Linked DNA regions of Homo sapiens: region 1 is linked to region 2. The links are chromatin contacts, found by Hi-C or POLR2A ChIA-PET in ENCODE. All regions are on one chromosome and are shown on one strand. Each heading gives the region's core, a stretch centred on a gene start or an enhancer-like site at or near the end of the contact. The rest is flanking DNA. Distances are from core to core; before and after follow the strand shown. Region 1 holds the start of ADORA2B (adenosine A2b receptor). Region 2 has its middle 58 kb from the start of ADORA2B.

What was found. A loop is a pair of places that touch in the nucleus more often than their neighbours do. ChIA-PET counts read pairs that join two places held with the same protein, here RNA polymerase II (POLR2A). Pooled maps may share reads with other maps.
Region 1: a pooled map shows a loop between it and region 2 (2.9-fold over the local background). The contact joins the promoter of ADORA2B here to the enhancer-like site in region 2. A Hi-C loop is called at or near these places in 6 of 168 maps with a recorded cell type or tissue (CD14-positive monocyte, Calu3, PC-9 and 3 more), 5 of 37 single-sample maps with no recorded cell type and 13 of 50 pooled maps. POLR2A ChIA-PET finds 5 or more read pairs at or near these places in 6 of 52 experiments (A549, BJ, HEK293 and 3 more).

Annotation. Positions count from the first base shown.
Region 1 is chr17:15,943,874-15,947,927 of GRCh38, forward strand. It overlaps ADORA2B (adenosine A2b receptor), which reads left to right and starts at 1,257. Exons shown (of 2, transcript NM_000676.4): 1 at 1,257-1,710. The coding sequence starts at 1,376. RefSeq lists a silencer at 813-1,432 and an enhancer at 1,260-2,074.
Region 2 is chr17:15,885,358-15,889,822 of GRCh38, forward strand. It overlaps a transcript of ADORA2B not described here. Among named protein-coding and RNA genes, the nearest start is that of ADORA2B, 58 kb to the right of the region's middle. Within about 2 kb of position 1,639, at least 4 of the 41 ENCODE cell types and tissues checked have a DNase peak (open chromatin) inside an H3K27ac peak, as active enhancers do; they include CD14-positive monocyte, where a contact is called at or near this core.

The DNA of each region.
Region 1 (4,054 bases), core at 7-2,506, 58 kb after region 2:
TCCTCTTTGGTGACTGTCAGCAAAGGCTTTCGGGTGGTGAAATAGCGTGGCCAGGAGTGCTCTAGAACAATGGTGTTGGTGAGGGCTGCAGAAGCTGAGGACCCACAGGCAGAGAGGGAGGGATGGTAGAAGCAGGTGGTGAGGAGGGACTCGGGGCAGGACTTTGGGGGTAAAAGGAAGCAAGTCTCTGGAAGCAGAACCAGCAGCACTGCTGATCATTGGGACGTGGAGAAAGGCGAAGGCTCAGGGTGTCAGCAAACTTCCTAGGGTGGGTGAGGGTTGCCAGGTCAATAACGAACAGGGTCCCAGGAAAAGGCGGCAGCACAGGTTTGGGGAGAATTAGAGATGAGCTTGGTTTTGGTCTTGTTGGATTTGGGGGCACCAGTCTCTCTCCTGGCGAGAGTCGGCAGTGGGGTGTTAGGATCTGGCCCTCAGGAGGCTGTTAGGGCTGAAGCAAGAGATTTGGGAGTTAAGGGTGTGAGGGCCACGTGGGAGGCCTCGGGAGCCTGTGCCGATCCAGGGTGAGTGTGAAGGAAAGAAAAAAGAGGGCCCGGGGAACACTGGTATTTTCGGGCGGTGGACGAGGATGGGACGGCCACGAGCTTGTCTTAAGGTAGAAGGCAGAGCGGGGCCGTAGGGGCAGTGGCGCGGGCGAGGGTGGAGAACAGCGCTGAGCCTCGCTGGGAGGCGGCCGGAGGGGGCTGCAGCCCCCGAGGGCTCCTTGCAGTCCGGCCCCGCAGCCTGGAGACAGCTCCGGTGGTGCTGCGCTGCCCGAGACTGCTGCACGAGCGGGGACTGCGGCCTCGGCTCCCTGCCTGCCCGGCAGCCCCCCATCCAGTCGGCCTGCCCGGGGTGCGCAGGGTTAGCCTGGAGTGAGCTCGCCCCGCCCGGGGTTGCGCGGCCCTGGGGGGTCCTCTCGCGGCGGCTCCTGGGACCTGCTGGCGCCCCGGGCAGAGCCCGGCCCCATCCCAGGAGTCGCCCGGACTGGAAGGCAGTGCGAGCACTGGGACACAGCCTCCGAGCTCGAGCGTGACGGGAAGTTGGGGCAATTTGTTAGTTATCCGCCGCCACCAAGACGCGGCACGGCGCCTGGACCGGAGGGGCCCCGCGCGGGCGCGAACTTTGGGCTCGGGCGAGTGGGTGGTGCTCCGCCCAGCCCGAGACGGGCGGGCGCGCGGGCCAATGGGTGCCGCCTCTTGGCCGCGGGGGGCCCCGACCCGTGGGTCCCGGCCACCAGCGCCCCAGCCCCGAGGCTCAGAAGCGGCAGGCGGAGGCGCGGTCCGGGCGCTATGGCCATGCCCGGCGGGTCTCACGCGGCTGCCCCTCGCCCGGCGCGCCTTCGGTAGGGGGCGCCCGGGGCCCAGCTGGCCCGGCCATGCTGCTGGAGACACAGGACGCGCTGTACGTGGCGCTGGAGCTGGTCATCGCCGCGCTTTCGGTGGCGGGCAACGTGCTGGTGTGCGCCGCGGTGGGCACGGCGAACACTCTGCAGACGCCCACCAACTACTTCCTGGTGTCCCTGGCTGCGGCCGACGTGGCCGTGGGGCTCTTCGCCATCCCCTTTGCCATCACCATCAGCCTGGGCTTCTGCACTGACTTCTACGGCTGCCTCTTCCTCGCCTGCTTCGTGCTGGTGCTCACGCAGAGCTCCATCTTCAGCCTTCTGGCCGTGGCAGTCGACAGATACCTGGCCATCTGTGTCCCGCTCAGGTGAGGCGCTCGGCGTCGCCCGAACTCGGGGCCCCGTCGGAGCTCCGAAATGGGTCGTCTTCTCCAGGCCGGGGTTCCTCCCTCGGGGGCCCCAGACGGGCCAGGCTGGGGGCGCGCGGGGCGCTTGGAGGGCTGGTTCCCAGCCTGGCCACCCCGCAACGCTAGACCAGTGCGCCCGGGCACCCAAGACATCCCAGATGCGCGTCGCTCTAAGGAGATCTGCGTAGGGACAGCTCTAGGGGGTCCGGGGAGTGCGGTCCCCGGCGCCCGGGGAGGCGCCGTGGAAACCCCGGGGAAAGCGTCACCCCCGGGGAAAGCGTCACCCCCGTGGGCGGGTGGAGCCCGGGGCGCGGGAGTTTTGGTGATCACATCTCCACTCCTGCCACGAAGGCCGTTCCTAACACTCGCCCGCAGCGGCGGTGCAGCGGCAGTCCCGTGAGTGCTGCGGCTCCCGGAGGCCCGGGAGGTTCCCACTAAGGGCAAGGCAACTTTGGACGCTGGGCATTCGCACCGTCAGAATGGACACGCATGAGCCAGCTTCAGAACGTGTCTGCTGCGGAGAGGCGGCCCGGCCCATCCCAGGGGAAGGTGTCCGTTAACTTTGGGGAACGCTACGGACTCAGATTATATACTTTTAAAAGGAGTTACAATGCTTCCTCGTGTCTGGCAAACGGCCTTACAGCCTCACTGCCCTTGTGTAACTATTTATCTCCTGCTGCCCTGTTGGGAGCGGGCTGAGAAGTGCAGAAAATGGTGGCGAACTTACTTGTCCACTCTTTCTCCCACACTGAGAAAATCTAGGATTCAGGGGATGGAGTCAGCCAGCGACCAGAGTGGATTCCCAGTTGGAGCTGATGACTTCAACATTGAGAGTTTGTTGAAAGTATTTATTCTCTGTCTTTGGTGCCTGGGCCACTTTGGCATTTCTGAGGAGAGCTTGAGATCTCTTTAAATTTGGAGCTGAGACAGGGAAACTAAATCACAGAGTAGGAAGGAAGGGAAGGAATTCATTTATTGGGTGCCAACTCTGTGCAGACAGTTTATAATAAACGTGTCCCCAGCAGTCCTTGCAGTAGTACCAGAGGACGGGTGCTGTAACCTTCATCTCGTAGAGGAGGGGTGATGGCCCAGGGAGGTTGGAGTCTTGCCCAGGATGGTGTATCAGGGATGGGTGTCAGAGCCGGGGCTTGAACTCACAGCTGGCACCGTGTCCCCACCCATGCCATCAGGCCACTCTGCAAGGCCATGTGTGGCACCGTGTTTAGGAGTCAGGGAGAAAAGTGCTCTGCTGTTTTGGGAGGAGGAGCCTGCCTGCAGTAAACTGGTGGTTGTAGGGGAATGTGTTTGTGGGAATGGAGCCGGAGAATGCTCCCAGAGGCCATTTGAGTAGGCAGATGTGTTGGGCCTGGTCCTTGCAGGTTGTTTCGTGGGTCCCAGCAGGAACAGGAGCCTCCTGCTTGGGAGGGCTGTGAGCCTTATGTGGGTGTCTGGCCACTCCATGTGCTGCTGCCCGTGCTGTTGGACCAGGAGGCCTTATGTCTCCCATCAGGTGTGACAGCCCAGGGATTTCCAAGGCTTAGGGAGGACAGCAGTTTCTTCTCTCTCTTCTGGATCCCTTCCCTGCCTTTTGGTGTCATCGTTGTTACTTGATGGCATTTTGGATGTTTTGCATCCAGCAGAGCAGTCACAAGCCCCAGCCTGAGTTGTCCATCTAATGGAAACCCCTTGGACTTGCCCTGGCAGAGACCAGAGACCCAGAGAGGAGTTAGTGGAACAATCTCCCAGGCCACAGGGAGCAGGAAGTTCCATGAAAGTTTAAATCTGTTCCTTCTTGTCCTGGTTTGTGCTGGGTGAGGTCTTGAAAAAAATGGGTGTGGGTGTGTTAAGGGGAAAGTGCTGTGAATCACAGGCCCTGAGCTTCTTTGCATTGCCAAGGGCAGGAGGGAAGAACACTGAGGCTCGCCCCATCCTGCCTTCCTGGCCCGTCCAGAGCTTGGAGGTCTGGAAGAGGTGCACAGGCAGTCCCCAGCTCCCTGCCCCAGAGTTAGTCGTCTGACCTGGCCACAGCACCACCCCAACCCTGGTGGGTGGGAGAGGTGTACTAGGGCCCCCAGGGCTTCCCTCTCAGGGGCTGGTGCCTGGGGCAGGCCTTCCCTCAGCTGGCCTAGCAGTTCATGGCCCCTTGGGAAGAGGTTAAAATACAGATTACAGGGCCTCACCTGGTTGTACTGAATCAGAATCTCTGGAGTGGGTGTCGAGGGGATTCCAGCAGTGGGATCTTTAACCAGGGACATTTGGGTCCAGCGATCTAAGAATCCTCCTAGATTCAGGGCCTGAAGCTTTC
Region 2 (4,465 bases), core at 389-2,888:
AGACAGAAGGTTGTAAAATAAAGGATCACTGGATTTTGTGGTTTGCAAACCCTACCTTTAAAAAAGCTTCTGCAGGCCAGGCGTGGTGCGTCACGCCTGTAACCTTAGCATTTTGGGAGGCCGAAGTGGGCAGATCACTTGAGGTCAGGAGTTCGAGACCAGCCTGGCCAACATGGTGAAACCCCGACTCTACTGAAAATACAAAAATTAGCCATGCATGGTGGCATGTGCCTGTAGTCCCAGCTACTCAGGAGGCTGAGGCACGAGAATTGCTTGAACCTGGGAGGCAGAGGTTGCAGTGAGCCGAGATTGTGCCACTGCACTCCAGCCTGGACAACAGAGCAAGACTCCGTATCAAAAAAAAAAAACAAAAAAAAACCTCTGCAGAAATGTGAAGTTGGAAGAACAGTTTTCATAACTGTTTATTTCAGAACCACTAACTTAATCTAGCCACTTCATCTGAGAGATGAGAAAACTAAAGGCAGAAAAGTTGAGTCATTTTCCTGAAGTCACACTGAGTTGCTTTAATGAGAGAAGGAGGAGCTGGTCACAGTTTGGGTTGGTTTGTTACTCTTTAGAGCAGTGGACATTTAGGTTAGCCAGGGGCTTCATTCAATTTGATGTCAGCTCAGTTCTTAGCGTGGCCAGTTGGTTCCTGGAAACTGCAGCTTTGGGTGAAACCATATACCATAAGCCATGGGAACTCAACTGTGGCTCATATCAGTTAACCTACAGTGAAACTGGTTTCGTCACACAGCACATCACCATTTCACTTAACATCACAGTGTCCAAGAACCTCTCAGTGCCATTAAGTGAGGACTTATTAGAAAGAAAGAACCAGACTTTTGTCTCCCAGGCTCCCAGAACTCCATGAGGAATCTTGTAGTGGCTCGCCCTTTCCTGAAGCCCCAGAATTCATCCTGCCTCCCGTACACCCCAACCTCAGGCTGTCCTGCCTGCCTGTGCCACAGCATGGGTGAACCACGTGCAGTAGAACCACACTTCCCTGTGGGTGTACTTGTCAGCCCCTCATGCATGGAGGGCTTTGGAAATGTTTGTGTGGACTCTACTCCCAGCCTTGAGGGCTGAACCACTAGTGAGTCGTGCAGGTGGCTCATGAGAAGGTGTCTCCGGCGTTTCCTTGGGGGACCTTCTGGACACAGGTAAATGCTCAGCAAGGAGCAGGGTGGGGCTTAGGGGGACTGCCAGTCCACTGACCGTGGGTGACTCCACGAGGAGAGGAGCCAGCAGAGCTGTGCATAGCTGTGACCTTTTTTAGAAGCAGCAAGCAAGGAAGAAGAGTGGAATTTATGAAAATGAGGTAGCAAACTTAACAGAAAGGCAGAAGAAAGGAGAGGAAGAAAATTCCAGGAAAGTGTTTGTCCAGAGGCCTGGAGTGTGGTCCTGGGGACAGAAGATGGCAGGGAATCATGTGGGTCCTGAACTGAGAGCACAGAGAAGACCTGCTCTCAGGATGCCACAGAAGAACCAGAGGCCCCTGCTGAGCCACTGGGTTTCGCCTGCCTTCAGGCGCTGTGCAGGGCCAGCACTGCCTGAGCTGCTGGTGGGCCAGAGGAAGTGGACCCAGCCAGGGGGCAGGAGGTGTTGGCCCGTGCTTGCAAGGCAACCAGACCCTGTGTCACGATGCCAAAGCCAGGGAACCTCAGGGAGGAAATGCTGCGGGTGGGGCCTCCTGAGTGTCTGTCAAATGAAAACAGAGGAAGTAAGAAAGATAGGGCCCAGCCACTCCTGAGATGTAAATCTCCTGTGATTCTGTCTCCAGGGAGAGGCTGTGCAGCATCTGCCTGAACATCTCTGGGACGCAGCCGTCCTCTTGCCATGGGAAGGCTCTTGCCCACAGAGGAGTAAAGGGAAGGGCACTGCTTCCTGGACCAGCTCACCGTGGTCACTGTCTCCTCTTTCCCAGTCTCAAACCCCAAGTGCCGTCAGTGCAGATAGTGAGAGGAACCATTTAAAAAGCAAATTATTCCAAATTAATCTCCAGTTGAAATCCCAACAGACTTTCTTTATTCTTGAACTTAACAAAATAATTAAAAATTCACCTGGAAGAATAAACAAGAAGAAAGTTTAAAGAAAGAGTGCTGATGAAGGCAGGTTGCCCTGCCTGATTGGAAAGGTGCTATGAAGGCCCCCTTCACACGTCATTCTGCCCACCCTAGCATTGCGGAAGGGAAGACACAGTGGAAACAGCTATGAGCATGGCGCCTGCAGCTCGTGTTTCAGAGTAGTAATGACATTGAACTGAGTGGGTTTAGGAGGTCTGCATTTTTTTAAATTTTAAAAGATAGGCTGGGTGTGGTCGCTCACGCCTGTAATCCCAGTACTTTGGGAGGTTGAGGCAGACGGATCATGAGGTCAGGAGATTGAGACCATCCTGGCTAACACGGTGAAACCACGTCTCTACTAAAAAAAAATAAAAAAAATTAGCCAGGTTTGGTGGCGGGCGCCTGTGGTCCCAGCTACTCGGGAGGCTGAGGCAGGAGAATGGCATGAACCCGGGAGGCGGAGCTTGCAATGAGCCGAAATCGTGCCACTGCACTCCAGCCTGGGCGACAGAGAGCCAAGACTCCATCAAAAAAAAAAAAAAAAAAAAAAAAAAAAAAAAAAAAAAGATAAGCAGAAGTTGCCAAACTTGATTTGGGAGATAATGAGCCATATAAAATAAGGTGACTAAAACAATAATATGAACAGAATCAGAATTGGAAAAGAATTCCAAGGAACCCCAGAGTTATTTGCTTGGGGGACAATAGGTTGCTTTCAACCACCATAGACATGTGATTCACTCCTTTGCAGCAGATACGAAAGAAATCAGATCAGGTGTTCTGGTTGCTATTGCTGTAGAGCAGACCACCCTGAAACACAGTGGATTAGAATTAACAACAGTGTTCATTTTGTTTGGGCATGACTGCCATCTGCTCCTTGGTCACCAGCCCTCATGGCTGCGGCTGGGACTGTGGGGTCGCCATCTCTCTCCATGCAGCCTATATACTTGGCCAGTGTGAATTTCCACACACCCCAGGAGCCTCAGGGGTACAAGAGAGCATTCCAAGAATCCTGGGTAGGCAGTTCAAGCTTCTTAGGAACTGGCCTTCTGAGTCCCAAGTCACTTACTCCTCATTCAAGCAAATTGTTAAGGCCAGCCCAGATTCAAGGGGAAAAGAATTGGACTCCGTCTCTTAAGTGGAGGATTTCCCAGAATCTGTAACATCTTTAACCTATCACATAAGGTAAAAACATTAAGGTCTGCCTTTCTAGCAAGGATTTAATTGCATCTTGCTTCTGTCATTTACAGCCAAGTCTTCTTCAAAATTTTTGGAATAAAAAGGAGAAGGCGTTCCCTCACAATCTGTTTGACACAGAATCATATAATTACTAGAACTCTTATTTATTCATGACTTTGGAATCCACATTGGCCTGTTTTATCTGTATGTGATGCCATATATATATATATATATATATATATATATATATATTTTTTTTTTTTTTTTTTTTTTTTTTTTTCGAGACAGAGTCTCACTTTGTTGCCCAGGCTGGAGTGCAGTGGCGCTATCTCGGCTCACTGCAACCTCCACCTCCCAGGTTCAAGCGATTCTCCTGCCTCAGCCTCTCCAGTAGTTGGGATTATAGGTGCCCACCACCACGCCTAGTTGATTTTTGTATTCTTAATAGAGACAAGCTTTCACCATGTTGGCCAGGCTAGGCTGGTCGTGAACTCCTGACCTCAGGTGATCCACCTGCCTCGGCCTCCCAAAGTGCTGGGATTACAGGCATTAACCACTACACCCAGCCCACCACTAATATTTTTAATCATGTGTATTATTTTTACAAATGTGTAATTTGTAAAAGTAATAGCTGGTCATTGTGAAAAAATTTAAACACTCACACATTAAGATGAAGAATCAAGTTAAATTTCAGCTCACTTAATTTGGTTCCTATTTCTGGCATATCGAAATCTTTTTGGATACTAAATCTATTAATTTGCTATTTTCTGTCCTTCCCAGACTTCTTTGACCACATTAGAAAATGTAGAAATGCGCAGGTCCAACCTTTTAGGTTGACATGTATCAAATAATTAGTGAAAAACATAAGTACCTAGAAGGTGCTGCATATAGCACACCCATCAAAAATCAGAACATCAGTTTTGCCATGAGCTTTACAGGAATGTCTGAAGATTAGCAAATGGAGTAATAGATTGTTTTTTATAAAATTTTTTTTAGATGTTTACTCAGCCTAGGCCGGACGTAGTGGCTCATGCCTGTAATCCCAGCACTTTAGAAAGAAGACCAAGGCGGGTAGATCACCTGAGCTCAGACGTTCGAGACCATCCTGGCCAACATGGCAAAATCCCGTCTTTACTAAAAATACAAAAATTAGCCGGGTGTGGTAGCGTGCGCCTGTAATCCCAGCTACTCTGGAGGCTGAGGCAAGAGAATCACTTGAACCT